Linked DNA regions of Mus musculus: regions 2, 3 and 4 are each linked to region 1. The links are chromatin loops, found by intact Hi-C in ENCODE. Cell type or tissue: heart. All regions are shown on one strand. Links, peaks and the distances in the headings refer to the core of each region. The heading gives the core; the rest is flanking DNA.

Evidence for each region. Peaks named below come from ENCODE experiments on the same cell type or tissue, not always from the same donor. Only the 100,000 strongest peaks of a DNase experiment are listed, where the experiment ranks them.
Region 2: a loop joins it to region 1, with 6 times the contacts of the local background. A loop is called at or near these places in 12 of 42 quality-filtered maps.
Region 3: it touches region 1 in a loop (9-fold over the local background); 30 of 42 quality-filtered maps call a loop at or near these places.
Region 4: a loop joins it to region 1, with 4 times the contacts of the local background. A loop is called at or near these places in 7 of 42 quality-filtered maps.

The regions. Positions count from the first base shown.
Region 1 is chr2:78,045,460-78,053,648 of GRCm38, forward strand. Gm52519 (a long non-coding RNA gene) reads right to left here and starts at 6,525. Exons shown (of 3, transcript XR_003953861.1): 1 at 6,221-6,525; 2 at 5,622-5,921; 3 at 2,252-2,441. It overlaps 4930440I19Rik (RIKEN cDNA 4930440I19 gene), which reads left to right and starts at 5,718. Exons shown (of 7, transcript NR_108098.1): 1 at 5,718-5,879. In heart, for the core only: CTCF peaks have their summits at 3,062 (motif pointing right) and 3,978 (motif pointing right); a DNase peak (open chromatin) is centred at 3,962; H3K4me3 peaks cover 640 bases; H3K27ac peaks cover 834 bases.
Region 2 is chr2:79,261,401-79,269,589 of GRCm38, forward strand. All of the region lies in intron 2 of Itga4 (integrin alpha 4), which reads left to right. Among named protein-coding and RNA genes, the nearest start is that of Itga4, 10 kb to the left of the region's middle. In heart, for the core only: a CTCF peak has its summit at 4,436 (motif pointing left); no DNase peak of the experiment used is centred there.
Region 3 is chr2:78,910,049-78,918,237 of GRCm38, forward strand. Ube2e3 (ubiquitin-conjugating enzyme E2E 3) reads left to right here. Exons shown (of 6, transcript NM_009454.2): 4 at 3,626-3,758. Among named protein-coding and RNA genes, the nearest start is that of Gm51431, 40 kb to the left of the region's middle. In heart, for the core only: a CTCF peak has its summit at 5,036 (motif pointing left); no DNase peak of the experiment used is centred there.
Region 4 is chr2:78,547,519-78,555,707 of GRCm38, forward strand. No RefSeq gene overlaps it. Among named protein-coding and RNA genes, the nearest start is that of Gm46750, 160 kb to the left of the region's middle. In heart, for the core only: no CTCF peak of the experiment used is centred there; no DNase peak of the experiment used is centred there.

The sequences.
Region 1 (8,189 bases), core at 1,909-6,908:
TTTCTTTTTTGGTGAAGACTAAAGCAGAGGGAAGTTCATTATCATGTTAATTGAAATTGGCCAGTTTAGAAAATGTGCTTGCTACCTCTTGTTCCTGAAGGTCAAAGACAACTTAGCTGTAGTTGTTACTGCGGAGCTCCAGCACAGGCAACTCCATTTTAAAGTTTACCCTACTTTTGTGAAGCTCTTCTTTTACAATAATCACCTCTTGTAATTTTTATTTTATGGTATTTTTCTCCCTGAGCTGAACATCCAGATGAGTACACAGAGGTGAAAACAAACAAGTATGTTGGTCTCTTTTCATTCCACTCCGAATGAAGATAAAGACCACAGATGGCTAGTGCTTAGGGCACAAAGGGCAGACTGTCAGCCATTGTTTGTTTGTCTGTTTCTCTCTCTTCCCTCTCTCCCTCTCTCCCTCTCTCCCTCCCTCCCTCCCTCCCTCCTCCTCCTCCTCCTCCTCTTCTTCTTCTTCTCCCCCCCCCCCCCCCAGTTTTCTGTTCTCACTACCTGGATCTGTCTCCAGCCCTGCTGACTCTCCATCCCATGTACCATAGAGTTGATAAAGACTTCAGGCATTTTAGGTTTTCCATGTCAGCTCCCTGCTCCTTTGGGTCCACGACAGAAAATATTAGGAAGACTGGAGGTCACAAGGGCAGTGATGTGTTTCTACCTCATTGTGGCTTTGGTGACAGGAACTACATCTCTTCTGCTGCGTCAGCTCCCACTCTCGCCAACTCGACTGTGCCTTTGGTCCAGCTTCCACCAAGTAATTCTTGTCCTTCAAGGCTAATGACAGTCCTGACTTCCTGCTGCCCTCAGTGTGAGGTTTCTATTCTCCTACTTGGTAGATTTAGGGTAGGGTAAAGAGGAGATGAAAAGAAGAATGGGAGAATGTGGGACTCACAGGGTGATAGGCTGTCATATTTCCATTAGACTGCCAAGGCTTAAGAAAGAAAGTAATGAGTTATTTCCTAGCTGTATGTCTACTAAGTCAATTTCTCTATGAGTAAAGCAGTGGTTGTTTATACAGGGATAACAAAGGGAGAAGTCAACTGCTAAACAGTCTACTCTGTACTCAGAAGTCCAAGAATGTACCAAGTGTTTCAAGCCCTCACTGTCTCTCCATCTGTTACCCCAGAGTCAGTTCAGTGGCTACAGGGATAACTATAGAAAGAAGCCAGCAGAGGAAGTTGATGTAGGGAGAAGATGGCTGCGGTTGGGTCTACCATGTAAGTGAGATCATCCAGGGCCCTCTGAACTGATATATTCTGGACACTTGCTACCTGAAGGGAAACTGCAGGTAGTTGGTGTTGTGCACACCAATGACAACAGCCAACAGAAGATTCTAGGACAAAAAGAAGTCAGGTAAAATGCTTGTTTTGTCCTTTCCCCTCAACTCCACCTCCACTGACTAAGGGAACTAAATTTTTGCTGAGGATGGAGATAGGAGCAGAAGTTGACTCTCCCTTTAGCTGTCACACTTGAGACTAGAAGAGTTGCAGATTATTTTTTTCAGATTAGGGATTATCTGCATGTATACAATGAGGCATCTTAAAGATGAGAATCATTTTCAAAAACAAAATTAGTTTATATTGCACACACACACACACACACACACACACACACACACACACACACACGGCTTGAAGGTAATTTCACATATTTAGTGCGCATCATAACTGCATTTTCACCTGCTGTAATAGATCAAGCATTCAATCTACTACCTTTGGCATCTTGTTGGCTATGTTTAGAAACAAAAAGGCTTTTGGGATGTTTTAAACTCCTGATTTTCTGATTAGAGATTCTAAATGCATACTGTGCAACCAGACTACATGATTTTTGGAGTAGAGGAAGAGGGGCAGGCCAGATCTCTTACATCACCCGTGTCACATGCTTGGACTACGACTATAAGATTGGTACCCATCTGACAAATTATCAGATGCCCATCGCATCTGCCTGCTGTGCATGGAAAAGCACAAATTCAACAATCAAGTAATTAGAAAATTTAAATTATTTCTGATTAACATTCTACTAAGTTCCCATGGCTCAGCCAGAAGGGTAGCTCTTCTATTTGTTGCTACAGGGAAAAAAAATGACAGGAGCAACTTAAGAGAAGGTTTATTTGGGGCTGCAGTGTGAGGGTCTAGTCCATCAGGGCAGGAGGTGTTGGTGGCTGGAGTATAGGTTAGCTGGCCACTGTGTATCCTCAGTACCAGGCAGAGAGGGATGAGTGCTGTCTGTTTAGTTGGCTTTCCTTTTATGTAGTTTTACACCCCAGCCCATGTCACGGTGCTGCCTGTGTTTAGGGTGGGTCTCCCCACTTCAGTGAACTTGATGTAGAAACTCCCCCACAGAAATGCCGTGATGATTCTCCATCCCATCGAGTTGACAGTCAAGGTTAACTACAACAGATGGTTACATTTAAACCATCAGATCATCTGCAACAGAGTTCTCTGGTTAGCATTCATGGGCCAGGGACATAGGATTTTTGTTTTATCTATCCTCAATTATCCCCCTTTTGATTTCTTCTTAGAATTAGGCTTAGCATTTCTGCCTTCACCTTCTGTTTTCCTTTTCTGGAATCTAGAGTAGAGAGTACAGAATTCGATTTATTCAACCATGTATAACTAACTGTACGGTTCATTGATCACTAGTATACTCATGCAGAATATGAGTTAGCTGGCCCTGTATCTTCATCTAATTATGGATTAGTGGTACTTAGGGGTTTGAAGCTGTATTGTACACACCCAGCACCATGCCTTGTGCTGTGACGTGACTGCTCTGCTTTGACTGTTTTTGATACGTGACTTGTGAGAAGCCTTTGTGAACATACGTCTGTCCACGTTCCTCAGCTGATGATTTGGCTTTATTTCGTAGAAAATGTGGGTGGCTGAAAGAACTTCTTTCACACAGTCATAATCTTCTGGCTTTGCTTACTGCTCTCCTGTCTTACACCCAAAGTAGCAAATGATAGGGACCCCTTTGTTGCCACAAAATATGTAAACCACTTCCATTTTTGACTGAGATAGAGCAAAACAAATATCCTCGAATTCCCACTAGATGGCGCTATTAGAATGGAAACGACTTAGTTTTTCTTCGGTCATAGTATATATCTCCATAAAATCTTCATTTTGAAATCCATCTCAGCATGTTATTTTGGCTTGTCAAGCAGGTCTGCTTCCTGCTGAACTAATGGATTGGGATGATGTAGTATTTAGGGAAAAGATTACCCAATGTTTCCCAAGAGAGCCCAGAGGACTCTAGGCAAAACAGCCAAGAGACATTTTATCCACTTCTGATCCTAGCCAATTTCTACCTGACATTTTTGATACCCTTACGCTTCTCCATGGACATGTAGGGGAGACCCCACAGAGACAATATCTTTGAACTGAGTGAGAGGCCCCGTGCATGCCTTTTCTTCCTAGTCCTGTGTGCTGACGAAGGAAGCTGACGCCCTCAGCCGATTGCTGACCATTGCCAGCTAACTCATCAGTGGTGATTTATCCAGCGGCTTTCAAAGTGCAATTTCTGGACTAGCAGCATCATTTGAGATTCCTTAGAACCTCACATTCTTCCCAAGCCCCCTGAATTGGAAATTCTGGGGCTGGACCACTGCAACCTGCAGTTTCACCAGGCTTCGAGGTAGACCTGATGTTCAGAAACCATAAACAAGGTCTTCGGGCTCTTCACAAACCATCCCTATCCTCCTGTTTGACCTGACATCGCTCTTGAAAGCCCTCAAAGAACAGCCTCAAAGGTGAACAGGTGGGTGGGGTATTTGAACGCCAGTGTGCCCTCCTTGTCCTCTTGAAAGGGCTGCCTCTGCCGTTTTATTCTGAGTGTCACCTCGAAGCACAGCCTCCATTGCAGAGGACTCCTTGAGCCCGTGTCTAGTGTGTAAATGAGGAGGAGGCTGTGATTAGTCATTCCCGTTTCTTTTGGAAGGAAGAGTGAAATGCTCAGGAAAGCCGCCAGGTGGCAGCCTGGTTCCTAAGCGGCTCCTGTATTACTGAAAGGCACTTTCTGGCTTGTTCACTGTAGTCAAAGAAAGGCAATCCAACAGCAGTAGTCATTTATTGACTAGGCTGTTTGTCTTTTTCTCTACTGCAGCATGAGTCAGAGCCCACAGAGGGAAAAAGAGAGGGGAACAACCTACTGATTAATGGGTCAGAAGGCTGCTCTGTAAGACTGTGAGCCACTTCTGCCTCCGTTTCACAGAATGTGGGATGTAGGGAAGCTACAAAGGCGAACATTGGTTAAATACCCAATGAAGCTGGCTCAGTCAACCAGTTCAAACAGGTATCTGGAATATGTCTGTCTTCTGTCCTTTGATGAGCAATGTACCCACACACAGGAATCACATGGAGTAATGTTGACATCTTCTGATGCCCAGAGGCTACAGAGGCAGTCCCTGGGCATCGGTGAGATTAAATCTTCCCAGGTGATTCCAGTGGCAGGAAGCTCTGGAGACCATTTTACCCACATGCATTGGAGTTAAATGCACTGACAATGTGGCCTCAATGAGAAACTGGTTGCTGTCTCATATCGTAGTATAAATTTGATAGAATATGTTGTCATGGTCAGTTCTGTTATTAACAATGGGCAGGGTTTGTCATATGATGGAAAGTGCCCACACCCTTCCCCCAACTACTTCTTCCTTCCTCCCTTTTTCTTTTATTTCCCCTTTTTTTCCCCTTGAAGCTAAGAACACAAACCCAAAATTGAAGATATTTCTACTTCCTGGAGGGATATTCTGACTGAAACCACACTATTCTGTTCTAAAGTACAAAGACCATACCTTTGGCTGTATGCTCTCAGGGGTCCTTCAGCTATATGCCCTAGTTTAAAGGCTACTACGACAGCAAAACATTTAGCTTAGTGCTGATGCGAGGGGAGTTGTTCATATTGATCAGGCAGAGTGAAAACGTTTGCCTGGACAACCCTGAAGTCTTTCAGCAGAGTTTGAAATTTTTCTGTAAGGAAAGATTTTTTTTTTTTTTTTTTTTTTTTTGTACTAAACCAGGTTTTGAAACCTAGAATGCGAATTTTAAAAAATATTTGTTCTAGAAAACCATATATGTTCCCACAGAAAAAGGCAGCCTGGAAGGAAACATAGTTGTAACATATAAAACATGAAATATGCTGAACCGTTGTGTGAAAGGACACATGATGCTAGGCTGAATTCTCGACACCCACGGACGGGGTTCAACCCCGCAGGAACTCCAGCTTCTGGTCCTCTCTCAAGGCTCGTCCAAGTATCACTTCTTGAAATGTAAATATTACTGTAAGAAGCAACTTGTTAAACCCTTGCATCATAAAGCATACCAAGTTTCCCTATAAGTGCAGATTAGCCAAGGAAACTGAGAGGCTTGCGCTGGAAAGCCCAAAGAAAGAGGATGGAGGAAAGAAATGTGTAGTAAGGATTGGGAGCCAAAGGGCCTTTCTCCTTCAGTTTGACATTACAGTTGGCTAGGGCCCAACCATGGACAGTTTAACTTGGTTCATTTGTTGAGTTTATGCTCCTATCCTACAAAATTCTTGCCGACTCCCCCCCCCCCCCCTTTAAATGGTACGTCATAGAGAACAGCAAAAGCTACGGAGTGGCTATGGTGTCTCACGTTGTCTCACGCGACTTCCTAGATTCCAGAGGCTTCTTTTCTGTGGGCGTGGCCAAGGCAGCGGGGGTTTATGACAAAGTTGAGCGACCTCATGTCACTCAAACCAGCTGTATTAAGGAAGGTGCAAGCTTTTGGGATTTCTGTTTGGATTTAGTTTAGGTTCAAAAGAGCACGCACAGATCCTGAGTGTTGTCAAGCACCCGTGACTGGGAAACGGAGGCGTCCGATCCGTATTGGAGTCAATTCGCCACTTAATTGGTGAGTCTCTCCACCTATGGCACTGCAGCAGTACGTTTCTGTCTGCAAACATAAACATATTCAATCAATACAAAGCAAAACCTTGCTTCTCAGAGGCTCTCCTATGCTCTCTTGTTGGTTTGTGAAAATAGCTAAGTAGTGGTGTTCAGTTCATCCTATTAAAGAGCCTTCATCAGGGAATACTGAGACAACTCTTGGTGGCAGCAGGCTTAGTCATCCTGCTGTGACAAAGGGATGAATAATGTTTTTTAAATCTCACATCTACCAACACTCTCTTTTCAAAATGGATCCTCCATTACAGAAAAGGAGCTACTGCAGATACATGCGGTTAGCAGTTCTACCTTTTTCATAGCTTCGTTACTAAATCAAAGGGTGCATGACACCGTTCCTCATAGAATGGAATGACTTCGTGACTTCTCAGCGTTTACAGTTCTCGCTTTGGAAGATGTTGGTTTGTGTTCTTGCGACCGTAAGAGTGACTTCTGTCTTCCTGTTAGCTGCTTTCTCTCACGTCTTGGTTATTAGGCCATTAAACCCTCCTCCATTTGAAATGTGGCTTACTCATGCTTTGTGATGTAGCTGCTATTTGTCAAAACGGTTCTCAGAATCCCATTTTCTGGTTACCATTAGAGCACAGCACGAAACCCTGAAGATAAAGGATGATGTTGGTAAATATTTTCATCAGACTTTGTGAGAATTCAGATTTCTAATAAAATTAATTTGAGAAAAATCAATGACCCTATGAGTTTAAGAGGACTTTCATTATTCCAAGGTAACAGTTTCCAAAGCTTAGTATGTCCTTCAAAAGCTTATTGTCTAAAATGTTCTTTCTCCTCCTTCTAGGGCGGATTTCCCCTTCTGGGTCATGACTAACTACATTGCTCATACTAGCCAGAATTATATATCCCTGTACATTCCCCACTTCTTTTCCACTCAGAATAGTTGATAATCTGCGTAGTTACAAGAATATCCACGCACAGCAGTGGCTTATTCAAAAAAGGTATCATACCACTGTTGTTTCTTTTCCTTGGCAAAAAGGGAATATTTTGTTCCTACAATTATAACTTCTAAATATTAAAAAGTGAGTAGTGAATTCTGATAGACATTTCTTCAAAAATCTGTCAAATTAGAATACATCTTACTACTAAAGTCATTTTGTGATTATAAGCAATAAACTTTTCTTCTTGCTTTTTTCTTTTCTTTTTCCTTATTTTTCTGTTCTTTCTTCTTTTCCTTCCTCCCTTCCTCCCTTCCTCCCTCCCTCCCTTCCTTTCTCTCCCCCCAAACCCCCAGACAGAGTTTCAGGACAACCAGGACTACACGAGAAACTCTGTACTTTTACTCTTTTATATACACAGCCTGCTTTCTCATAGAACCAGCCCAGGATCACCAGCCCAGGGATGGCACCACCCATAGTGGGCTTGTCCCTTCCCCAGAAATCACTAAATCAGAAAATGCTCCGTAGACTTGTCTACAGCCAGATACTATGAAGGCATTTCTCAATTGAGGCTCCCTCCTCTCTGATGACTCTAGCTTGTGTCAAGTTGCCACAAAACGAACCTGTACGACATCAGAGAACAACAAGAGTCAACAATCCTTGTCCTATAGTGGCAAACTTGTCTCTAAATTTGTATCTCCATATTCATAGATTAGGATAGCTCTGGAACATCATCAGAGAATTTTCTTTGTCTGGTGGGCAGTAGTTAAAACAGAAACTCATAACTGAATGCAGGGAATCTGTGTCTGCAGAGTGCTCAGCCACAAATGACACATCTAAGTTTTGCCTTTCCCTAAGGCTCAGGGCCATTGCAGAAGGGAAAGGTACAAACAGTATAAGTACCAGAAGTCAGAGAGGACCAGAGCAAATGATGTCTTCTGGACATGCTGTTTTGTCAGGACTGAGATGCTCATGAACTTGTAGCAGCTGTGCACAAGGCCTGCACAAGGCCTGTATCACATGGCAGCATAGCGGATGGAGAGGCTCTGGAACACCCCCATCCCTAGTCAAGGAGCTATGAAGAGTCAGTTTTCTTTAAGGGTTTGTTCCCTAGGTCAGTGGGTAGCCCCACACTAATGAGAGAACGGACAGCACAAATTGGACTTAGTGGGTTATATAAAAAAGGTGACATGAAGTCAAGAATGGATCAGTGGATGGAAATGGATCTGGTATGAGTTAGGGGAAGGGCTGGAGTCACCATGATTAAGAAGGTGTCATGTGCATGGATGGAATTCTCAAAAAGTAAACTAGTATCTAAAATATCTCTATTTTCATTGACTTTCCTTATAATAAAGGGAAGCCAACTTTAAACC
Region 2 (8,189 bases), core at 1,652-6,651, 1.2 Mb after region 1:
TTTTAAAAGGAGAGAAGTTCTCCAATCTCCCTAATTAGAGAGATGAAGCTTTCTTAATACATTTCTTTTTAATATAAGATCAGATGCTCACTGGTTAATATTTCTAATGACTAAGACACTTTTCTTTTGTGAAAGGTTTGGGGCCAGGTATTAGTAGTCAATTGTGCATAAGGCTTTATGTATTCATCTAGTCATTAGCTAAGGGATGTCTAAGGACCAGACCTAAATGCACAAAATCCTTTGTACAGCAGTTTTCCCAATCATGTGTTCATTATTGTACAAAACTGTGTTGGAAAGATCAAATGACAAGAACAAAGTATTGAGGAACTGAGAGCCATGTGGGGACAGAGTAAGTCTCAGGTAGAGAAAGAGATTGTAAAAATAATACACCATTGAGGGTGTGACCACAGTGAGGTTCCCATGCTCCAATGGATTGGCTCCATAGCCTTGCACTTATTGGCAGCCTACTGGACTTGGTGGATTATTAGAGAAGAGTAGGGGCAGAAGGTGGAGGAAATAATGAAATGAGGAGAAGGAGGTATTGGGGGAAATGGAGCTACATCTGGTGATAGTTCATCACATACATGTACAAAATTCTCAAAGAATAAAGAAAGAAAAAACATGCCAGACAGATCAAACATTTGCCATGGAAAGCTAAGGACATTGAGAGCACAGTACATTGGAAGAACTGAAAACTGTGTAGGATTGTGCTGCAGGGAGCTGTGAATGGGGGATTACAGAGATTATCTCTGGAACTCATTGTGGCTATGAACAGATCCTATGATGTGAATCATAGGGAAGTTATGTCTTCAGATTATATATTTAACACATAGTAATGGTATGATGAGTACTTCGGAATCAATGAGTCAAGATTAAGAATAGTATAACAAATATAGACAAATTCTGCTACTGGAGATAAGTTCCTAACTAGGACAGTAGCAGGTTGTGCAGAAGTTTAGAGGATAGATTCAGAAACAGTACTTTTTGAATAAGTAACAGGGTCAAGAAGAAATGATCAAAGATATAGTTAATGGTGGTGTGTACACCAAAGGGGTAGAACAGCAGGTATTCTGGGAAAGCCTTGTATTTCATTGGTATGAAATCTACTTCTACAGAAAAATAGACATCTATGAGTTAGATGTCTACTTGTAATGACAGAGAGAAGTCCGTTCCAGTAAGTCAGAGTCAAGATTGATTGCCATAGAGGGCACAGTCAAAGCCATATGGATGAATGAGCTTAATCTGCAAGCTGTAGGGAAGAGAATCAGAAGACCAAGGATAGAAACGAGGCTTTCTACAATTAGAAAAGGGCCTAGAATAGGGTTACTCAATTCCATTTCAAACTTAAACCATGAGTGTTTAAGAATACCAGTTCCAGTGGCCCTGTATTGAATTAAGTCTCTAGAAGTCTGTCCAAGAAAGGAAGGAGTTTCCAGAGGTCCAAGGATGATTTCAAGGTTTATATGTGGTTGGGGACCACTGGGGAAGATAGGAAGGGACTCATAAAGAGAGAGCCAAGAAGGCAGAAAGAAAATCATGTGCACCTGGCATCGGGGAAGTCAGAGGATAAGAGGGTTTAGAAAAAGGGCAAGTGACTGGAGGTGTGAAAAGACCCTAGACATCCCAAAGATAAGAACTCAGGTAGTTTCGCTGAGTTAGAGAAAAATCTGCTCATCAATAACCTTGGGAAGACCTTAAATGTAATCTTAAATGTAATCTTAACTGGTGGACACTGTAAAGTCTAGAATGAGAGCAAGCGATAATAATCCTTCCTACTTGCTCTTCCTTAAACCCTTTGGCCTGCTGTGTCTAATAAATAAAGTTAAAATAATAATATATTATATATAAAATAATAATAAAATAAGACTGAAAACCTCAGTGAACTCAGTCTAGATGATAAGAGACGCAGGATAAGTGATTCATTAATGATTTTAGATATACATTGGCAGGGACAAATGTCAGGTACATCTGATAGGCTTTCTGGAATGGGGGGAACTGAGGAGTAAGCTGGTTTTCTTTGGTTTGATGATCACACAGGAAGAACTCAATATGAACCAAATGAATGGAGTTAGTGGGATTTTACAGGCTTTGTTGCCAATCTCAGCTTTCCCCCAATGAGACTGCATTAGCAGTAGGTTGGAAGCGATTGCCTTAAAAAGCACAAAGTTTCATAAATAGCTCCTTTGTGGGGAATCAGAACATTGAGCTGAGTTTATAAGTGACAGGACCGGGCTCAGTAATATCCATGTTTCTTTTGATGTCCTTAGTTTATATCTACCTTTTTCAATTATGAGCATTCTTTTTCAATTTTCAAACACTGTAATTCATAATGAATATGTTCAGAAAGAATACAGCATACCTATATTCAGACACCTTTATTTGGGAGGGTGGCTACTTCCATGAAGTGAATTAGCTATATTCTTTTCAAATTACACCTTGGACTAGAGAGAGGTCTCAGTCCTTGATGGCTAGGCTCCAATCACAGCTGATATATAGAAAACACGTCAGCTTACAACATCTGTGAAACTTTGGTAGCAGGACTTTACTCTTGGCTCAGGCACTATTTTCCTATGAATGTTTTCTACTGGACGTTGTATCTGATAACTTCTGTGTGCCAGTCATCGTTTCTGCAATGCTTTAGTCTACCTAGCCTCTCACCTTCCTGCAGAGAAATGCCTCCTGATATCTTTAATTCCTCACCCTGGTGTGTGCCTTCACTGGCAGGGACAATGTGGCAAGCCCTCACTGAGTTCCCTTAAACCTTCCTATCTTCCTGACCATCTATAGTTTCTTTTTTTCTCTATTTATTTTACCTGTGAACTGTAAAATAGGAGCATAACATTTTCAACATTGGTTACTCTAGTTTTAAATGCAAGCATGTTTCTTCAGATTAATTTTCTATTTAGAATTTTGAATTATCTTGCTTGTGTGAGTAAAGGCACTTGTTGTGTTGACTAACAGGAGGTAGAGACAGGATAACCAGCTGAAGGCTCCTGGGACAGCATTTGCATTTGTAGACACACACACACACACACACACACACACACACACACACACACACGCACGCACACATGCACACATGCACAGATACAGGCACATACAAATAAATACATAAAAAATTTAATTATTCAACTTTCCATAAGTTTTCCAAATGAATCTTTAAATCTAAGAAACTACCTGAAAACTATGAAAGTAGATTTTTTTTCCTTTATTATTTTCTAATGTTGGAGACAAATGTCACTAAATTTTATCACTAAATTATTTTAAAAGTAGATTTAGTACAGAATTGGATTGTTAGGAATGCCAACATTTGAATAGCTGACCTGGAGAGCTGGTTGCTTGTGTTGACCATTTCTTTCCAGCTCCATGCACCCACTAGGAGTTAGTTGTATGTCCTTTAACAAGTGGTCGGTCTCCCTTTGTTAAAGGCACTTCATATTTGATGTTGACTTTTATGATAATGCCTACTTCAAGAATACTTAGAAAAAAATAATTAATACATGTGTTTACAGCTATTAAATCTATGCTGGTACAAAAAAAGATGTAGTAAACAAGAAAGTTATTTTTACCAAATATACCTATTGGAGTACATTTTCTCTTATAGCTCTTACAAGGAGTTGTATGAGTTTTCTAGAGGATTTTGAAGAAACTTGCGACTAAAAGACCTGTAGAGACCCAGATCATAGAATGAGGTCTCCACAAGTCACCTTGTTTTCTACAGTTCTGAAGCTTTAGAATAATTCAGGATCAAGTCACATCTATGAAGTTTCACGCCTACATCATGGTGCTAGTAATTGTGATGTGAAACATTTAGAATAGAATAGTATAGAATTAGAAGAGAACAAAATTAGAATAGGGATGGGATGGCATGGCATGGCATGGCATAGCATAGAATAGAGTAGTGAAGAATTAGAGGACTTCAATATCTGGCTTTATACTTTTTTGTGGATTATAATTTTTTTTCATACATATTGATCATGCTTGCTAGCCAATATCAGATTTTGCTAGCCATCCTAAGATCACATTTAAAGACCTCTTCTTAACTGAAGGAAAACATTTGATAGTGTTTTATCATTTTGACATTTAATTTTATCTTTTCATTCTTGCTTGGCTCTAGATTTGCAGGAGGTTGGACATTTGGTGCTTTTCCTGTCCTGTGCCACCTTCAAAATGCCAGAGCTATGGTTTCCATTTCTCTTCATCATTTGTCAATATAAATTGCTATTGAGTTCCCACATCACTGCTATCTTTTAGAAAGATCACCACCATGTTTAATTAGATGTGTGAGAAAACCGCATGTTTTAATCATAGAATGTATGATATAATGAATGGATTAACAGTACTTATGGTCTAGTAGAACAAACTAAATGTAAGGGCCATTTGGGTTAGAGCTGAAGACTGTTGCTGAATCTCATGGCACTGTGGGCGCCCCCTGGTGTCTAAATTGAAACCAGCAGAATGCACGTTCCGTGAGTGGAAGCATTTGTCATTTATTGAACACCTACTAAGCACTAGGAAGCCTTGTACACACAGGCATAAGTTCCCATAATCTCCAACTTTATGTACTGGTGCATTTTATAAGCTGTTAATTTATCTGTCACTTTAGTTCCAGGTGATTTCTTTTCTTTTTTTTTTTTTTTTGAACTCAGCAAGCAGAATATATATATGTATGTATGTGTGTGTGTGTGTGTGTGTGTGTGTGTGTGTATGTGTGTGGGTGGGTATATATGTGTGTGTATATATAATGTTTAAATATTAAATATGCTTGGATATATGTTAGATAATGGAATTTTTATTATTTTCACTCAGCAGTTATTACTTCCTTTAAAAAGTTACCTTAAATTAGTGACTCTGTAGAACATAGGACAAAGCAGGAGTTGTTCATCTTCTATGATTAATTAAGAAAGTAGAATGGGAGCCAGGCATGGTGGCGCATGCCTTTAATCCCAGCACTCAGAAGGCAGAGGCAGGCAGATTTCTGAGTTCGAGGCCAGCCTGGTCTACAAAGTGAGTTCCAGGACAGCCAGGGCTACACGGAGAAACCCTGTCTCAAAAAAAAAAAAAAAAAGTAGAATGGGCAAGTTTTAAATGTATGTTTATCTTGCAATAGAATAGAACTTCAAATTTAAAAGGCAAAAGTAACATATAAAGGAAGGGCTTTTGTTATTTTTCTGAAACCGGAAAGCATGCCAGGAGTGCTTGAAGGAGCAGATGAACTTTTTTACAGTCCAGAAAGTCAGCCTGAGTGCCCCTACCACATGTCTGCTAGGGAATCCACAGAAGAGTGACGCAGGTGAGCAAACCACACACACCATTTCACCAAAAAGTCCCAGCCTTCCCCAGTGCAAAGCACATCACTCAAGTCCTCAAAGGTCTAGAAAGAGGACTGACCTTTCCGTTGGGTCCTTATTTCTTCAGTGGAAATGCCCCAATACTGAAGAAGGTGCCTAACAGGGAGGGAAGGGCCAGGGCAGGACAGGGGTTAAGAAATGGAGAATCTTCATGAACAATACAAAGTTGACTTTTCATGAGTTGTGTGATGAATTTCAGGCCAGCTTGAGTTACAGTGAGACCCTAACGTTTAAAAAAGCTGATTTTACAATCTGGGCAGATTTGTTATATTTTACACACTCTCAGATGGAAAAACAGACTTAGGATGTAAAATTGAATTCAGTTAATTCACATAGCTGAATATTTGTAGAGTTCTATGGTAGATGTTTTAGAATTGTGGGAAGCAACTTAAATATCAATTTTTAAAAATTGTAATCTTTTGATTTATTGGCTTCATAGATTTGGGCAGGTTCTTGACTTAGTTTAAGACTCAGTGACTCAGTTTTGGAGGCTGGTAAGATGTCAGATGACAAAGTGTTTTCTGTGCAAGCATGAGGCTCTGAGACCAACCCCCAGCATCATGTGAAAGCCAGACATGGTAACAAACCTCTGATCTCAGCACTGGGGAGGTGGCGACAGGGTCCCCGGATATCACTGGCCAGCCAGTCCAGCTAAATAGATGAACTCTGGGTTTTGTGAGGGATTCTACCTCAAAAACCACAGCAGAGAGCAACTGAAACACCTCCTGTGTTGACCTCTAAATACACATAAGCATTAACCAACGTGCACACACCTGTAAACACAATTTTTCACATTCACATGAATCAATTTTCCTATGACTAAAAGGATTAATAATGCATTCTTCTGGCTTTACTGTGACAATAAAACAGTGTTCACGTTGAGGCTTCCCATAAAGTGATGGCTACATATACAAGAGGATTCTGCTATGATCTACATGCATCTTAGTGTTTAACCAAATCCTTAAGATATATTGACAATACCATCATCTAATGTTCACATATGTCCTATATCCTGTTCTTGCCCAAATACATCACACTTGTCTTGTTCTGTATGGGAACAACACAGATCCTAACTGACTTAACCATTTTAAGTCATGCTCCTCCCAGACACACATGGAAAAATCTGCAATTTCAATCTGCTATTTCCTCCATTCTATTTGTTACTACGTCTTAAAGCTCAGGGAAATAGTATTGTGAAAGAAAATCAGGGGGCACAGAAACAGAGTGACTCTTTCTTCCATCCCAGTCTGGTGAAAACATTATGGTCTTTTGTCATATCTAATGAGGAATTTTTATGGTGGCATAATGTATTTCAAAATCCCTCTTCACAACTGTGTATCAAGTACCTTCCTGCTATCTGAGCAGCAGTGTTCTACGCTGCCTGAGTGCTACTGTCAAAACACAACCAGTCTCTCCTCCTTGAGGAGATGTAGAAGATTGTATATCTAGCACTCCATTGTCCAGCTAGAGTGTGCAGTGAACAGCAAAACAAAAGGGGAAGAGGTGTGTTTAAGAAGAGTACCCAGTTAGCTTTGTACTAGCAACTTATTTTTGACCATTAAGAATTTTAAGTTTCACTTACATATGCTGGTAGAAATCATTAGTTTGAGATTTAAAACTAACACGCACACACACATATCCTATTTTCTTCTTCAATTTGAAAAAAATAAGACTGGGCTTAATTCTTGGACTAAGAAGGATGGTTTTTAATATTTTTTTCCTTAATTTGTACTGGGGAAATGCAGTCAACTGTGCCACAAATTAGCCATTCTAGTGCAAAAGAGTGGAAAAACATCAGATGCTAATTTCTGCTGACCTCTTTTGTTTTCAACCATGTAAAATACTTTTTCAATCATGGAACTGAGATTTGATTTGCTAAAAGTTTAGCTTGGTAATGTATAAGCTGACTTGAAAATGGGAATATAAATCACTGCAGCATGACATTGGGTAAAATAAAATATGGATTTCTTTTTTTATGGTCTTGTCAAGGACATTCAGGAAAATTAGCTTTCTTGTGACAGTCTTTGCAAATGTCACCTCTGTCAAAATGAATATCAAATTTCTTCATGAAGAAAATATGTTTAGTATTTAATTGCCTACTCTCATTACCTAGCTGAAACCCAACAGGACAGATCTTTTATTACTATTTTGAAAGCAATCTAAGTTTCCCAGTAATTAGACAGGAAAGGGCCTGCCCATCTACATTGTTGAAACAGTTGTTCTTAAACCCAGCTTCACCCCCAAATACAGTCATCTGGGAGATATTTTTGAATGCTGATGGCCTGGTCTCCCCACAACCCATCAGCCTTGGGTTTGAGTACTCGTGGTGGGGGAGGGGCACGGGAGGTAGTTGGTATTTGTTTAAAATTCTCCTGGGTGATCTCAAGACCATTCAACTCCTTCACACGGAACAGTAGATTTACAAGCACAGAGGCTGAGGGAAGGAACTCTCAACGGTCTAAGAAAAGCATAAGATGGGGCCATCTTGACTCTTCTGCTGAGATTTTTCTGGCATTCCCAAAGAGAAGAGAAAGTGTTCCAGAAATCAAGGAAGTTCCAGAACTGGAGTGGTGACTTGCAGACTATTCCTGGAACTAATTTTGCCTAGTAACACATACTGAAAGCCTCTCTGTATTGTGGTTGAAGTTGAGGATTGTCTCAGTGGGAAGCAATGTCAAGAAGCAAAAAGAAGAAATAATCACAATGTGTAGATGTGTGGGTGTGAGTGTGTATGAAGGGAGGATGTGTGTATACATAAGTGTATGCCTGTTAAAATAATTCCTCACAATTTTATTATTTTATGAATTTTCTTTATGGCTTCATAGTCGTACTTTTGAC
Region 3 (8,189 bases), core at 2,187-7,186, 860 kb after region 1:
TGGTTCTCCATTTTGTTCTCTTGGTCGTCTTTTTTATCTGTACACACCGATGTCCTTTCTGTGGCTATGCAGTTGTATTGCAAGTCTTCAATTTGGGCAATACTTGTCTTTTTTGTTCCATCCTTCCTGACCAATATTCTACATACACTTTAGAATCATGTTTGTTGGGATCTACAGAATAATTTGCTGTGGGATTTTTTGGGGGTTAGCATTGATATACGTAGATGAAGTTAAATTGACATTTTGACAAGCCAAAATGTTGAAATTGACATTTCAACATTTTGAAATTGAATTGACAAGTCTCCCTACAAACTTGATATTCAGAGTATCCAATTTTATCTTCATAACATTTATTTATTTCTATCTTATGGGCAAGTGTTTTTCCTGTATATATGTATGTGTACTATGTGCATGCAGTGCCCACTGAGGCCAGAAGGAGGGCATTGACCCTTGTGAAACTGGAGTTACAGATGATGATATGCCATGAGTTGGGTTCTGAGAAGAGAACCTGGGTCCTCTACAAAGTAACCGGTACTCTCAACTGCTGAGTCATCACTCAAGCCACTTAATTTTATTAATAATTTATTTTTATTTTTTAAATTTGCAACAGCTTTTCCATATGAGATTTTTATACATACTTCATTTTGTTGACTACCCCCCCTCTTCTGGTTTCTTGAGTTTTCTTTTCTTTTCAGTTGATTTACTACTTTAAAATTTAGTTAGTTGATGCATGAGAAATTACCATTGGGCCCATCAGTGATGTCATTGCTGACCTTAGGTAAAAAGTTGTTTCCATAGAAAAATGAGGAAAAAAATCCAGCTTGAAACTATTTTAAAAACAGGAGGAGAGAAATTAGAGATGTCACCTAACAGGAATACTTTAAAGGAGTTTTTCTGTTAAAGGGACAATAATTTGAGATAAAAGCTGGAAGGGATAGAGAAACGTTTGTCTTTTAGACAAGTTTGGAAAATGCCATTGCTGAATTCTTGTGGCTATTGTTCACTTGAGAAAGAAAAGTTGATTGTGTATGGAAGGAAGGTTATAGAGTTCTGCCCTATGGAAGGAGAGAAGTAGAAAGTACGGAGGTTTGAGGAAAGATACAGGGAATGGCTGGTCAGTTTCACCCATGTCTTTTCCAGTCAGCTCAGTGGCAGGTCTGCTGCTAGGCTATGAAATGCTTTGAGTTAATGGACTCAGTCCTGAAGCTCTCCTTTCCCATGTCTCTTGGTGGGTCTGTCCCAGCCTCTCCATATTCTAAGTGATGCTGTAAAGGAAGTGAAATTAGACTCCTTAGGCTAGATGCTTCTCTTGTATTGAAAGCCCTGATGTAATAGAGTTAAATGAACCCTTTTCGTGCAGCATAAGAGGGGAAAAACAAACTTTAGAATCAAGAATTTGGTTTCACAGTGGGAATCCCGGCTTTACCATGTAACAGGATTTAAGATGGATTCGTCACCCTCTCCATCTTTGTTTCTTCCAGGGGCTGGTAGATTTGTCCAAAGCATCATCTTTTTAATCTAAGATTCTAAAGTCCATTAAAATACATTGACCTCAATTTATCTTCTGTTCAATCATCTGAATTTGGTTATTTGGAAGTTGGTTCTCTTTGGGTACTTACACAAGTATTTATAGTCTGCTGGGAAAGAGAGATAACCACAGTGAGATTAGAGTAGCAAATAGAAATATTTGAGGACTATAAGAATAGCCTTTGTTGAGGCTTATCATTTGAACTTCACTAGTTTTACAATGTCAGTCTTGCAGAATTAATAACATGTAGTTAAGCTGATGCCCTATTATTACACATGGTTGCAGTACTGTTTTGCACTAACTACTTTAAGAGGTCTTCCAGATCATTTCTAAATTGATGGGCAGTTTAAAAGAACAAAAGCATGTACCTGCTTACAGAAAGCCAAGAAATTTTCAGTGTAAAAGCCTAGAGTTAAATAGGTAGGACTGATGTCTCAGCTGTTTAGGGGTACATGACTTTGCAGAGGACTTGAGTTTGATTCCCAGCACCTATATCAAGTGCCCCAGTATCTTCACTCATATGCACATGTTCTCCTACCCACTCCCACCTGTATATGCACATGATTAATGTGAAAATGCATTCTAAACAGAGGAAAATGGTAATTTGTAAGGTATGTTTGAACAATGTTTACATTGAGTTGCATTACCAGCCAGAAATTGTGAGTTTAGATTATATTGAACTGTTAAATTTTTATTGTATAAATAATACTGATGTTTAGCACATTGCATTAAAGTGTTTCAGTGATTCAGTAGAATTCAAGTCTCGATTTCTTAACATTCTCCAACAAGGACCCAGGATTCTTGAAGCTGATTCCAGGGCTGGGAGGAGGAAGCATGTTAGAAGTGTGTTGGAGCTGCTTTGTAGGCTCTCCCTCTGGGCAACAGTCTATGATGATTCAAGCAGCAAAATAGTTAAAAGCAATAATGAATTATAAAGTATTAGAAAGAAATAGTACTTTACAAGTTCATATCAATAACATAATACTTATGTAAGCACACAAAGCAAGAGGGAGCTGAAGAGTGCTGTTAAGTGTGGAGGAATAGCTGGAGTTGAAATGTCATGATTTGCCAGTTGTTATAGGAATGTTCAGAGGATTCCAGTTGAGTGTTAAATCTAGAGGAGAATTTTGAATAAAGAGAAAGGTATTTACATGGTAGTAATCTAACCAAAGAGTACATATTGGATGCAGAACAGATAGTAACTAAGCAGTAGGAAATTTGGAAAGCATCTTCAGTAGGTGAAGCTTAATATCACCAGTGAGGGACAGGACACGAAATCATGTGCTTCAAAATGTCATGACTCCAAAATGACATATAATTTATTTAGTGTTTTGGTTAGGGGTGTACTTGAGTCTCATGAGAGAATCACAGGCAAACTCAAGTGTTGCTGTGTATTTATTTTTTTAAAGGACTATATTCTGTCAAATAAAAGTCAGAAAAAATAAGTTCTGATAGAGCCCATATTAAAGGTGGCTGTGCTGAGTGCACACGCTGAATTGTGTACTCAGATGGGAAGGCAAGATGATTGCAAGTTCTAGGCCAGCCGGAGTTACTCAGTAAATCCTGTCTTGGACTAGATTAACCTATAAGATTTTCTTGCGCCCCCCCCCCCCCCCAGACTGGATCTTTTATCTGGGAGGAAGAATGTATTACAGAGTTAGTTGACAATTTTATCATGCAAATTATAGATTAGTGTGGTTGACATTTAGTAACTATTGATTTGTAAATTATTTTTAGAAGAATACATGTAAGTATTTACTGTGGAAAGGATCAGTGTCAGCAAATTATACTAGTACGTGTTCATGTGTGTGTGGGGGGTACGTGTTCATGTGTTTGTGGGGGGTAGCAAGAGGGGAGGGGAATGGGGGCAAATAGTAAAATGCTAACAGAGGTATCCAATAAACATAGTTTTTATGTTTTCATTATAATTTTTCTGTTCATTTGGAATATTTCAAAATTTATACATGTGTGCAGAAACATGTTGGTCTTAATGCTTTTTTAGATTGCTTATTTAACTTCTAATTTTGCATTCATCTTAGGATGTTAACCTATATTATTTATAGATGTAAATATTGATTTTTAATTTCTTTTAAATAGTGCTGGGCCTAAAGGAGATAACATTTATGAATGGAGGTCAACTATACTTGGTCCACCAGGTTCTGTATATGAAGGTGGTGTTTTTTTTCTGGATATCACATTTTCTTCAGATTATCCATTTAAGCCACCAAAGGTAAGAGCTTATGTGTCCATTGGTTAATATTTATCCTCCTTCAAAACCCAGTTAGTTACTCTAGAATTTATATGTGTATTACTGTAATAATTTGTATTTAATTGTTGTTCATGAATTAATAGGAAACTCAGAACCAAATTTTAAAACCAAAAAGTCACTGACTTCTGCCTTTAAATCATCTTATATTCAATATAGTTTGTTACTAGTAAATAAATCTATGCACTGAAGAAAACATAAATGTGAACATATGTAAAACTCCCTCTGAAATAAAGTCATTGGTAGCTTTCAGAAATAGATTAATAATAAGGATTTGTCTTTATTCCTCGATAAGTGAAAACTAGGAAACTAACAAAGGGAAACCCAGTACTTTGACACTAATTTTGTGCCTTCTTGTGAGTGTGATACAAAACTGACGAGTGGCAGGCTCACTTGTACTTTCTTCTTAATTCATTTAAACAGATTGTTTACCTGGGTAACAAACGGAAAGCTATGGCTATGCAAAGCCTAAACAGGATACTTATTTGAAGAACTTCTGACTTCTCTTTATAAAGTAGTCAAGGAAACCCTAGAGCTTAGTCTGTATATCTGAGTTTTCCTAAGGAGAAATCCAGCTCCCAACTCGTAACATGCTTTCCTTTTTAATTAGATAAACTTTTAATGCAGTATATTCTGATCATGGTGTACTCTCCTCCAATACCTCCCAGATCTACCCTACTTTCCCTCCTTAGGATACAAACAGCCATCTAAAAATAAAAATAAAATTAGCCGGTCGTGGTGCCGCACGCCTTTAATCCCAGCACTTGGGAGGCAGAGGCAGGCGGATTTCTGAGTTCAAGGCCAGCCTGGTCTACAGAATGAGTTCCAGGACAGCCAGGGCTATACAGAGAAACCCTGTTTCGAAAAACCAAAAAAGAAAAATAAATAAATACAATAAAATGAAATTAAATTAAATACAGTAAAAACAAACCAAAATAGGACAAAACAAGAGAGTCAAAGATATTTTCTGATTTTATGGGGTTCCTTGTGTGAAAAATGCTTCCCATTTCAAATCCTGAAAATATTTAAATATATTTGTGATTCATTGTATGTATTTATCTATTTATTTATCTTATCTATCCAATTCCATGTGTCTGTCTGTCTCTGTCTCTCTCTGTCTCTCTCTCTCTGACTCTGTGTGTGTGTGTGTGTGTGTGTGTGTGTGTAAAGTCTATAAAGGCTTACTTCATGACTTTTAGAAAGGACCTTTTTCTGGACAGTATTCTCTAACACAGTGTAACAATGGTTCCACCTAGTGGTGTGTACCTCAAATTACAGACAAGATGGTTTCTGTCTGTTTCTGCCCCCCCCCCCCCGCCCTCATTTCTCCCCTCCCTGAATCCACTCCTCCCCTTCTGTTTCCTCATCAGAAAAGAATAGGGCACCAAGAGAACAAAATACAACAAGACTAAGCGAAAAACCTCATTGAGGCTGGAAAGAACCCAGTTGGAGAAAAAGGGTCTCCAAAACAGGCTGGGCAAAACACTGATCTATGAGTATAGCAGAACATCATTGGAAATCATATCACTGCTTTTTGTTTGTGTTTTGTCAAATGTGTTTGGTTCTGCCGTAGGTCTCTAGGCTATCCAGTCTCTGGTTCCTGACCATCCTGGTGTAGGGCATGGGCTCCCTCAGTGGATCTCAAGTTAAATTGGCTGGTCATCCCACATACTCTTTGCTGCCATTGTTCCAACACATCTGGAAGGCTGAGCAGAGTGTAGGTTAAGGCTTTTGTGGCGGGGTTAGTGTCCAGGTTTGTTTTTCTGTAGTCTGTAGAGAATTGTCATGTGCCAAAGAAACTAGAATGTAGGGCTGAAGGCTCCATGCAGGCACCAGTTTCACCTCTCTGCATTCGTGAATTGAATGTTGCCTCAGCTATTGTTTCCCCCATGCAGAGAGCACCCCTTCAGTCCTTGTGTCAGCCTGGGATGTTTAGGATCTCTATGGGCCCCCTTTGACCAACAGCTAAACCGAATGCTACCCAATTCCCCCACTTACCTAGCTACACAAGATGTCCAGTTCAGACTCGATAGCCTACATTACTAAGAATCCTCACGAGGGCCACCTTCATAGCTTCCAGAAGATTTTCTCTGAACTGTTTCCACCCTCACCCAGTGCTCCTGAGTTCAAGCTGTCTCTCTCTCCCTTCATCCCTCCCTGCCTGACTGGATTCTTTTACTCTTGTCTCTAACTCTCCCTAGACCACCTGCAAAATCTATTCTATTTCACCTTCCCATGGAGGTGAGAATATTTGTCTTCCCTGGAGCTCTCTTTACATAACCTCTTTGGTCTATTGGTTGCATCTTGATGATCATTTACTTAACAGCTAATATCCACTTATAAGTTGAGCTCATACCATATTTGTCTTGCTGGGTCTGGGTTGCCTCGTTCAGGAAGGTATTTTTCTAGTTGCATCCATTTGCCTACAGATTTCATGATGTCATTTTTTTTTCTTTTGATCAGCTAGGTAATACTTCACTGTGTGCTACATTTTCTGACAAGATGGTCCTTTAACAACCCGGGCAAACTTACTTCAAATTAAGATTGTTTAAGTGTTATACAGTGTGACCCATTAGAATCTAAGATCCTAAAAGTTATCTTAGAAGCTCTTAAAGTCTCCATGTTCCCCTTGCTAAGTCAGATAGTCAGAGCCTTCATTCCATAAATTAGATCCTCATGGAGAATGGTACATATATAATGTCAGCTTATTACCAGCTGCTCAATTTTCATTCTTTTGCTGTTTTCTGTATAATAAATGTTTAGTAAACTGTATGCCTATTTTTATAAATAGTGAAACTTCCACATGCATAGTTTTTCATATTGAAAATTGGTTTTAACACTTTAGAAAATAGGGGGAAAGTTAACAGGATATAGTTATGATACTATTTCTGTATGTGAGGAAGAAATAATGTAACCTAAAAGATTCTTACATTTTTCTTAGCACTGTTCATGGAAATAGAAATTGTCTAGCAGAAGGGCTTGGAACTATAGTCCTGTATATGGCTTGTCATTTTTATTAATATATGGCTATTTATAGATTTAGTATACTATGAAGTTCCAATGTGTTAAATTTATAACTTTGTAATGTTTCTCTCATTGTTAAGACAGATTTTTCCATTCTTAAACCCTATTCCTAAATGAAACAAATAAAATTTGTGGTATCTTGGTAATAAGTCTTATTTCTTTCTCTCCCTCTCACTCTGTCTCTCCCCTCCCTCTTTCAAATATATACTTTTTTTGTTTTTGTTTTTTGAAGCAGGGTTTCTCTGTGTAACTTTGGCTGTCCTGGAAAAGACCAGGCTGGCCTCAAACTCACAGAAATCTATGTGTGCCACTAACACCTGGCTTTTCTATAGTATTTATGAAGTTCAGTTAAGGTATTGAACTTCCTAAAGAGTAATAAACATTTTGTTAATTGTAAATAATTTCTATGTCTTTTAAGTAATAAGCTCAGTCTTTTGGACAAGCAAGTATTCCATTTTCTTGAAAAACATTGTCTATTAGAGGCATAGACAAAGTAAAATGCATGTATAGTTTTAGTTTCCATAGCCACATTAAATAAATAAGAGGAACTAATTGTGAATTAATTTTAAAGGTATATTTAACCCTATATATTGAGAATATTACTATTTCAACATGCTATAAGTAACATCCATAAGAATATTATTAATGTGTTTTTTGGTACTAAGTCTTTGAAACATGGTATTCAAAGTTAGATGCCTAGTTAGAATTCAGATCTCTGTATTCACAGAGTATCATGATATCATCTATAGCCCCTATTAAGCCATCATTAGGTAGTATGTTTATTGTTCCTCCACTCTGCCTTTTTTTTTTTTTGTGCCCCCACCCCCTGAAAAAGCACTTTTGGGTATTCTTCCTGTCCCCTGATGCTCCTTTGAAGCTCACAGTACACTGCTAATTATAAAATAGAAAGTTCTTTTTTCTACAAGTCCAAGTGATGAGTTTACTCTCTCAACTGCTTTTTGTATTTGCTTAGAAACATACAAGTATTTATTCCTGAAAAAGAGATGTCAGTTTCTTTGGTGCAGTAACTGAAAACCTTGCTTTTTTTATGTCAGTGTCTATAGGAGAGTGACTAAGAAAGGACAGTAACACAGATGATGGCCGCAGCCTTCCTCCCAGTCCTTCACTTTATTCTGACATAGGAAGACGTTTGGCTGAGCTGGTGATACTCACCACTTTCACTAGAAGCTGACCTAACCTTTCAAGAATCATTTATCTTCGTACTTTGATGTCAAAACTTTTCTCCATTTTCCATGTTCATGTGTGTCCACAAAGATATATGATATATGACTATACATATACACGCTTATATAATGCCATTCATGTAGATTTAATTGATCAGTTGTTCACCTGTTCACTTTGTTCTTAAAC
Region 4 (8,189 bases), core at 1,969-6,968, 500 kb after region 1:
GAGCTTCAACCTTGGCTGCCTTCATGCTTTCATACTCTTGTGTAAAAAGAACTAATCTAGCCATGGGCCAAAAGGAAAGTCCTTAGAGGATAGCCTTAGCCTCTCTTATTCAAGTCCTTCAGAGGTCCCCCTTCACCAGATAGAGATAATTCTTGATTGGTTCCTCAGCCCTATTCCAGACTCCAAAATTACGTCTTACAAATAGATGATCTTAGCATTTGCGTGGTGATGTACTGTGTAAATTGCCCCATATGTTCTCCAAGTATGGAGAAAGTTCACATCTTAGTAGTCCAGAGCACTGCCCTGACCGCAGCTGGGCGTCAGAGCCCTTGCACCTGACGTTAATCATTTCTTAAAAAAAAAAAAAAAGTATTTAGTTTTAGATATCCTGTAGAAGCTTGTCCCATAGTGCCTACACTCATGGCATTAACACACAAAGGCAAGGCACATGCCCCATGAACATAATGCTTTCAGCTGCTATTCCCCAAATTCTTGTAGAAGCAACTAAATAAGTTTCATTTGAAGCCTGAACCACAGTCTCGATTCCCAGGATACACACCTGACAGGCCTGAATGCTGAGTTACATAACCTATAATATCCAGTAGTAAGGAAAGGCCCAGAAATTTCTCCTAGAAGAGAGTCATGGATCCTCATCCCAGTTTCTTAGGGTTCTAGAGTGACTTTAGTATTAGTCAAATTACGACAATTTGCAAGATTCAATAGTATAATTCTCTGCAGTGCTAGAGTGTAGTGTAGGTAACTTTATCTGAATGTTTTCCCTAATGGTAGAAGGACACAGACTCAGGATGCTCTCCTCAGAGAAGAGCTTGCCCATCCTTCCAAGTCTCTTTCAGGTTCTTTATTATTATTATTATTAGATATTTTCTTCATTTACATTTCAAATGCTATCCTGAAAGTTCCCTATACCTTCCCCCCTGCACCACCCCCGCGCCCTGCTCCCCAACCCACCCACTCCCAATTCCTGAACCTGGCATTCCCCTGTACTGAGACATATAATCTGCAAGACCAAGGGCCTCTTCTCCCAATGATGGCTGACTAGGTCATCTTCTGCTACATATGCAGCTAGAGACACGAGCTCTGGGCATACTGGTTAGTTCATATTGTTGTTCGGGTTCTATCGTATGTGAACAGCAGAAACAGATGCTAGCACTTACAGCCATTGTCTCAACAGCTAGTGCTACACATGCCTGTTGCCATTCGTGCCAGCATTTCCCCCTAATCAGTGGAGGGGAATGACAGAATTGGGACCAAGTACAATCAAATGCTAGGCTTACGGGAATTACCTATTGTAAGGAATCATTAGTATTTAGAGCAAACATTAGTGTGGATCAGAGTCAGCCCAAGGGCTTATTAGGTCACAAACTGTTACTCTAGCCACAAAGGTCTGGGATAAGTCCAAGAATCTGTAGTTCTAAAAAGCTTCCAGGTGATGCTGTGCATCTATGAACTATGCAATTAGAACAAACTGTGGTCAGGGCAAGCCTCCAAGAGTCAGAACCACTGAAACTAGTGTTACAGGCAAAAATAATGAGAAAAGTCCCCTCTGACCAGGTGAGGCTCATTGGAAAACACGCATGGCTTTATTAGACAAGCTTGTTTTTGTTCTGTGGTTTGTTTTTGGAATTCTAGTGGCCAGCACAGAGAGTTACAGCCTGGTTAGTTGCCCCAAATTCTGTGTATTTACCTTGTTATTGGCTGTTTTACCATTTTTGGTCAGAAGCAATGAGGCCCTAGGCATCTCAAGGGATTTTCTCCAGCCAATCTGAATTGTTCCAACCATGTGCTCTCAATTTGTTTTTTTACATGAGTCATGTTCTTGAGAATTTTCTGTATGAGGAGCTGAGGTGAAACCAAGACAAAATACCCACCACACACGCTCACACATATCCATAAAGCCTCTGAGGTCCTGTTGTCATTTTATTTCTTGATCGGGACCCTCTGAGATCATGTGATAATCCTCTATTGCAATTGTGGGCTGCAAAAACTTAGAGTTTGGCAGACTTAAATACTTCAGAGGGATGGGGACCTTATTATGAGTGGGATAGAAACAGAAGTGTAACTCAATGGTGTTACCTTGAAAGTAATGATCTATGGACCAGGTTTGCTCAGAATCAGAGAGAGGATACCAATGATGCCAAAAAAGCCTTCTGTACATGCCCTAGGTGTTCACACCTGTTCTTATGACTTTGAAAGAATCATTTCAAACTCATAATGAAGACTTAACTCAGTTACAAATCCACATTTTCATTAGTCAAACAGAGAATGGGTCCAGGGGTATGGAGAGGGCAAGAAACCACAGGAATAGAGGAGGTTTAGTCAACTCAATTAGGAAAAGTTAATCTAGGCATTCTGCTGAATAAAAATAAAAGATAACCCCAGACAATGTAATGTCTTCTCTCACAGAGTTTTTTAGAATAACTTCAAGGTAACATTGTCCTGGCTCTGAGAGCGTCTTGGTAAGTGAGTGTGCATCTGTCTGTGCAGGTCTGGCCTTTATGACCACAAAGGCCCAAAGAAGGTTTTCCATCTTTCTGAGATGGAGGTGAAGTTCCTGGTGTTTACTTCTAGTGCTGGAATTTGAAATCAGTACCTTGTGATTGGACAGCAAGAGCTCTCAACTACCCAACCATCTCTCCAGTCTCCTTCTGTTCTTCTTGATGGACAACTGAGGTTGCCTGTCTCTGTTCTTTTGATTCAAAAGAGTGAGATCTTATATTGAGCTTTGGAAAAGGAACCTGTTGAGTCCTGTTTGGATTTTGTTTGTTCGGAATGACCTCCCTTGTGGGCAATTACTCATTTGTATACTGTGGACTTACACAGACACCCATGCATACGCACATACTTTATTCCACATCATAGGTCAGCTTGTAGGGAGGGGCAGTTTCTCAGAGTTGTCTTGGTTTCTCATTCTGATTTTTAAAAGTCTTCCAGGGATGAATGTGATCAACAATAAAATATGGGTACATGGCCATCTACTGGTGTTTCATTTAAAATTACTGAGAACTGGTTTGGAGATTTCAAAAGAGAAATATGGCTGCCAAAACTCAGTCTTCCTTTATTGAAGAAGGCTTCTGAAAAATCACAGCATTGGGAGAGGCATGGTACAGTGAAGGAGGAAGGGGACACAAGCCAGATAAGGCAAACCAACCCTGATGATCAATGTGGTGACAGATGTCAAAGCCAGGTAGCCCTCACACCTGGCATCTTAATGTTCATCAATTTGATTTTCCTCAAACTTTATAGGTTTGTATAATTTCCTTACTCACCTGAGTCTATCATTCATACAAAAAACGTAGTGAAACTCTTTCACCATTAAATAAAAGCTAAGCCTTTCCTTTTCAGATTCCAGTGCTCAGAGATAAATCTCTTCCTAACCCTCAATAGGTGCAAATCCCAAGTAGCCAGTTAAAATTTGATATATAAATATGCCCCTCATACAATTTAAGAAACACCAATACTAAAATGATCATTCATCAGTGACAACCTCATGTGATTTAGTCCCCTTGTACTATGTCTCCAGACTTAGATCAGTGACTAGTCCCTGATCTCATGTTACAGCCACTTTTAAATACAACTAACCCCAGGTCTTACCTCTATAAAATGAAGTCTTAAGGAAATTTGGACAATGACATATATTTCCAGAGCTCCTATGCAGTTCTTTTGTACAGGCAGATTTGAGATCTGCTTATTTCCATACCTAGTAGTAGATCCGCTAACACCTCATCCATTAACACTTCCCACTGTCATTCTGTCAAATGAGCATCTTTGTTCTATTTCCTATAGTTGCCTACAACTTTCCAAGCGTTCACACCTTCTCATATGCTTAGTTACTTTGGACTCAGAACTCAGCTTGTGGATCGAGATAGAGACCATAATCCTGATTCTTAAAGGAGCAGAAGTGTGCACACAGAGATATACAGATGCGTGTGTGCATGTTTGTGTGCACGTGTGAGAGAGGAATTCCCCCAGTGCACAATCTAGATCAGGAAGGAAATCCATGCACTCTTTGACAGACAGAGCTGCAACACAGCGTCTTTGACTAACACACCACTTGTCTTAGTCAATGTTCTATTGCTGTGAAGAGACACCATTATCATGGCAACTCTTATAAAAAGAAAACATTTAATTATGGCTGGCTTAAATTCAGAGGTTTAGTCTACTATTGCCATTGTGGTTCAGTATTGCAGCATGTAGGAAGACATGGTGCTGGAAAGGTAGCTGAGAGTTCTACATCTAGATTGGCAGGTAGTATGGACAGAGGGGTGGAGGGAGAGGGAGAGGGAGAGGGAGAGGGAGAGGGAGAGAGAGAGAGAGAGAGAGAGAGAGAGAGAGAGAGAGAGAGCCTGAGCCTGGCTTGAGTATTTGAAACTTCAGTGCCCACCCTCAATGGCATACTTCCTTCAACAAGGCCACACTTAATGCAAAGGCCACATATTCTACTCCTTTCAAATAGTATTCCTCCCTTTGAGTCTATGGGGAACATTTTTTATTCAAACCACCATATCAAGACAGTTTGAACAACACTAATGGTATGGGTTTTGATGCCTATATTCATCTGAGAGAACAGATGGGACTATTTGACTATTTAGCAGAGAATTATTAATGACTCAATTCTTTAAGGTTGGGTTTAGAGCTCTATTTGAAACAACAATAATCCATGAACTGTGGCTGCAGTAGTTAATTATCCTATATAATAATGAGATCATTTGTTTGAATTTTATACATATTTCACGGTAATGGTTAGATTTGTCCATATTTCTGTGCGACAGTTATCAGTGCACAAGGAAATAAGAAGATCCTTCACAATAGGACTTTAGATAGGAAGCTAATTTAAATGGATGTGCTAATTATTCTTTTCTAATTATGGCCATTAGCTACTGATGATCTTTTCAAGACATAGTATAAGCTTCACTATTTATCTGCCTAACCAACCACACTTTGTGCTTGTATGAGAAAACCCCAGAACTGAAGATTGACAGCTCATGAATGTGGAGCCCTGCATCATTGCATTAAGAAAAACTTCCCTTAATATTAAATGTCCTTGGCACTTGAAACTTAAGGCAGACCCTGTGAGACTACAAGGAGAACTGAGACTTCCTGTACTACTACACAAGTTCATTGTTAAAAGTCTTTACTAATATTAATGGTGAGTTCCTTCAGTTTATTGTAAGTGCTCCTGCTATTAGTTTTGCTATAAAGAAGCAAATGCATTGGTCCTGGAACTTTTGACTCCATAATTAGCTTGGTTGGACTCTTCTTTGCTGCCCAGCTGTCTTGAGTAAAAGGACCCAGGCTAACAGACTGCCTTCATGCCAGCCCCAGCCATCTTGAACACTCTATAGATGTATTGAGACAACTGTGCAAAAGGTTATAGCTTATTGCCCTGAATCCCGAGAGTACAGGTCCAGCTAGGGATCATTGAAATCATTGATACCAGATGTTTTGCTATCATAAGTTTTGATGAACCCTAGATGATCTTGCAACCATTTCTACTTTGGGTAAGGGAAGCCCTACCCTTGGTAGTCTAGTAGAGGGAATATTGAGACTAATGCTGAGGGGCAAAGCTGTGACAAGTCCAAAAGGCAAGTCTCACTGTAATCCTTGTCAAAAGGAAAGGCTATGATTTGTCTAAAACACAATCCTCTATCACAATGGCACTATGAGACAAGGCTTTGATTGGTTCAAGCATCTCTTTCTGGGCGATGTAAGTTTGGCTCATTCTGTGACTAGACTAGAAAGCACTCTCCTCTGCTGCTTCTCACGATGCTGCAGCATCAGGTCTAATATCTCTTAAATGGGCTTTTCTTGCCTTGTTTCAATGGTGCAGACTGAGTTGGTAATATGAAGACTTACACACCAGAGACAGCAGAACAGTAATGAAGGCTACCGCAGCAGGGGAAGCTAGGCATGTGGTGAGCTAAGTTATAAAGTTATAAAGCTGCCTACTTCTTGAATCTTGAAATAGGTGGACCCTGTAACTATCCCAGTAATGAGGGTGGTACCCTTTTCTTGAGCAACTGCTGCTGTAGTGCAAGTAGGCACTTGGCATCTAGCTCACTTAGCCATTGCATGCCCTGCTCCAAACTACAATCCTGGTGGAGGCAGTCAGCCCAAATAGTCTCAAAGGCAGTTGACATATGGAAGGTATCAGGTAGTAGCCAGCTTCCTGACAGCTGAAGAGTCTACTGAAAAGTTTGAGAGGTCAAGAAAGAAAGGAGAGGGGAAGGATGGAGGACAGAAGGAGAGGAAAAGGCAAGAGAGTGAAGGTGGAGACAGAATGGAAAGAAAGAGGAGAGACATAGAATAAGTTAGAGCGAAGAATGGAGATGTAAGAAGGATAAATATCTTGTCTCCAGGGTCAAGAGTTCCATCCTGACAACTGTGGCAGTGGCCACTGCCAAGGACTAAAGGTACTTAGATAAGATGCTCACATGAGTATTGTACCACATGGCTGTGCCACTTGCTATTGCTTCTGCCTCTCCACTGCCATGCTACCATGAAACACTGAAGGATCACACACTATTAGGGAGTCTCATTTATAAAACTTCTCCTTGCCTAGTCATAATTTCTATCCTGTGGAGGTAGGAGGACTTCAGTGAACTAATTGGTGATACCTCACATTAGAGTAGAGTTTTATGAAGGCAGGACTGGACTATAAATCAACAAGACAAAAGCTCTTCTATGTATGACCAATCTGTCTCAACACTGGACTCAGAGACACCTGCCACCACCCCTATCTCTTATATGTGAGCCCTGGGGATCTAAACTCAGGACCTCATGCTTATGAGGCAAGCATTTGACTGACTGTTCTCTGCCCAGATCCAGACAAAAGCTGTGCCGAACTAGCTAAAATGTGAAGATTTGGAGGTAAAGTGGACACTTGGTTTACAATACTTGAGTTGATTCCTGTAATATTTATGGAGGTGAATTGGTAGAAATATAAAATTTTATAACCCACACACTTCTTCCTTTATGTCACTAGGGTGTATTGCAAATAGATTTAGTAAGCTATGCCTTTGAGTATCCCTTAAAAATTTTAGATAAAACTTTCCCTTTTCTCTACTTTCAGTGGCCTATTCTATTTAATTTTTAATTTTTTAATATGATAGCATTTTATGATACCCATAAACTTGGAAAAATGAGCATATAATATTTCCTAATCAGACATGAGAAGAAGGATGGACTATTTTAAGACATAAAACCTTCATTCCTCTAAATCAGGGCACCTGTGCTCTCAGCATCCCGGCAAGGAGGAGTGTCTTTAGGGGAAGATCCTTCATAAGAGGGAAGCAGAATCTATCAGAAAAGCTGTTTACAATAAAACATTTTGACAGCTCCAGTAATTAAATGGCTTTCCCAGGTGCAAAGCACTACCTCAGATGCCCTCTGGCTATAATGGTCCACAGATTTATCCTTCAGGAGAAAAAAGTTGAGTGTGAAAACAAGCTAATGAAATAAAAGACAAACTGCAATTGAGTTATTAAGACACACATGAATAGAATGAAGCAGGCTTTTGCTTGCCCTAACATAGTATAAATTAGTGTTTCTTCCGTTGTAAGTGATTTGGTAGGGGTGCTTGTGGTTGTGAGTTTAACCCCCAAATTTCTTACTAAGCACTTACCTATGCACTTGCTGGGCATTGGTAGGCGAAAAATAGAAAATATTCAGACCTTCTCATTCACAAGAACCTCATTAGTATGCATGTTTTAAAAAATAACTCAGCAGGGCTAAGGAGATGACACAGTGGGTAAGGCATCTTGCTGTGCAAGTATTGTATTTAAGTTCAATTAGAGCACTCACATAAAAGGCCAAGAATGGTTGTGTGTGCTCATCACCCAGCTCACAGGCCAGCCAAGCTAGTCAAAGTGGTGATCTTCGCAGTGGTGAGCTTCAGGTTCAGTAAGAGACCCTGATTCAGAGCAGTAAGGCAGGGAGCAACTATGGAAGACACTCAACATTCCCCTCTGGCCTTGGTATGCACACACTTGGTATGCACTCATTGAATGCACACACACACACACACACACACAGAGAGAGACTGGCATACATGCAGCGCACATGAATACACGACATACACACAAAACACACATAAAAGAAAGAAGAAAGGAAGGAAGGAAGGAAGGAAGGAAAGAAGGGGAGGCAGAGGGGAGGGGGAGGAGTAAGAAAGG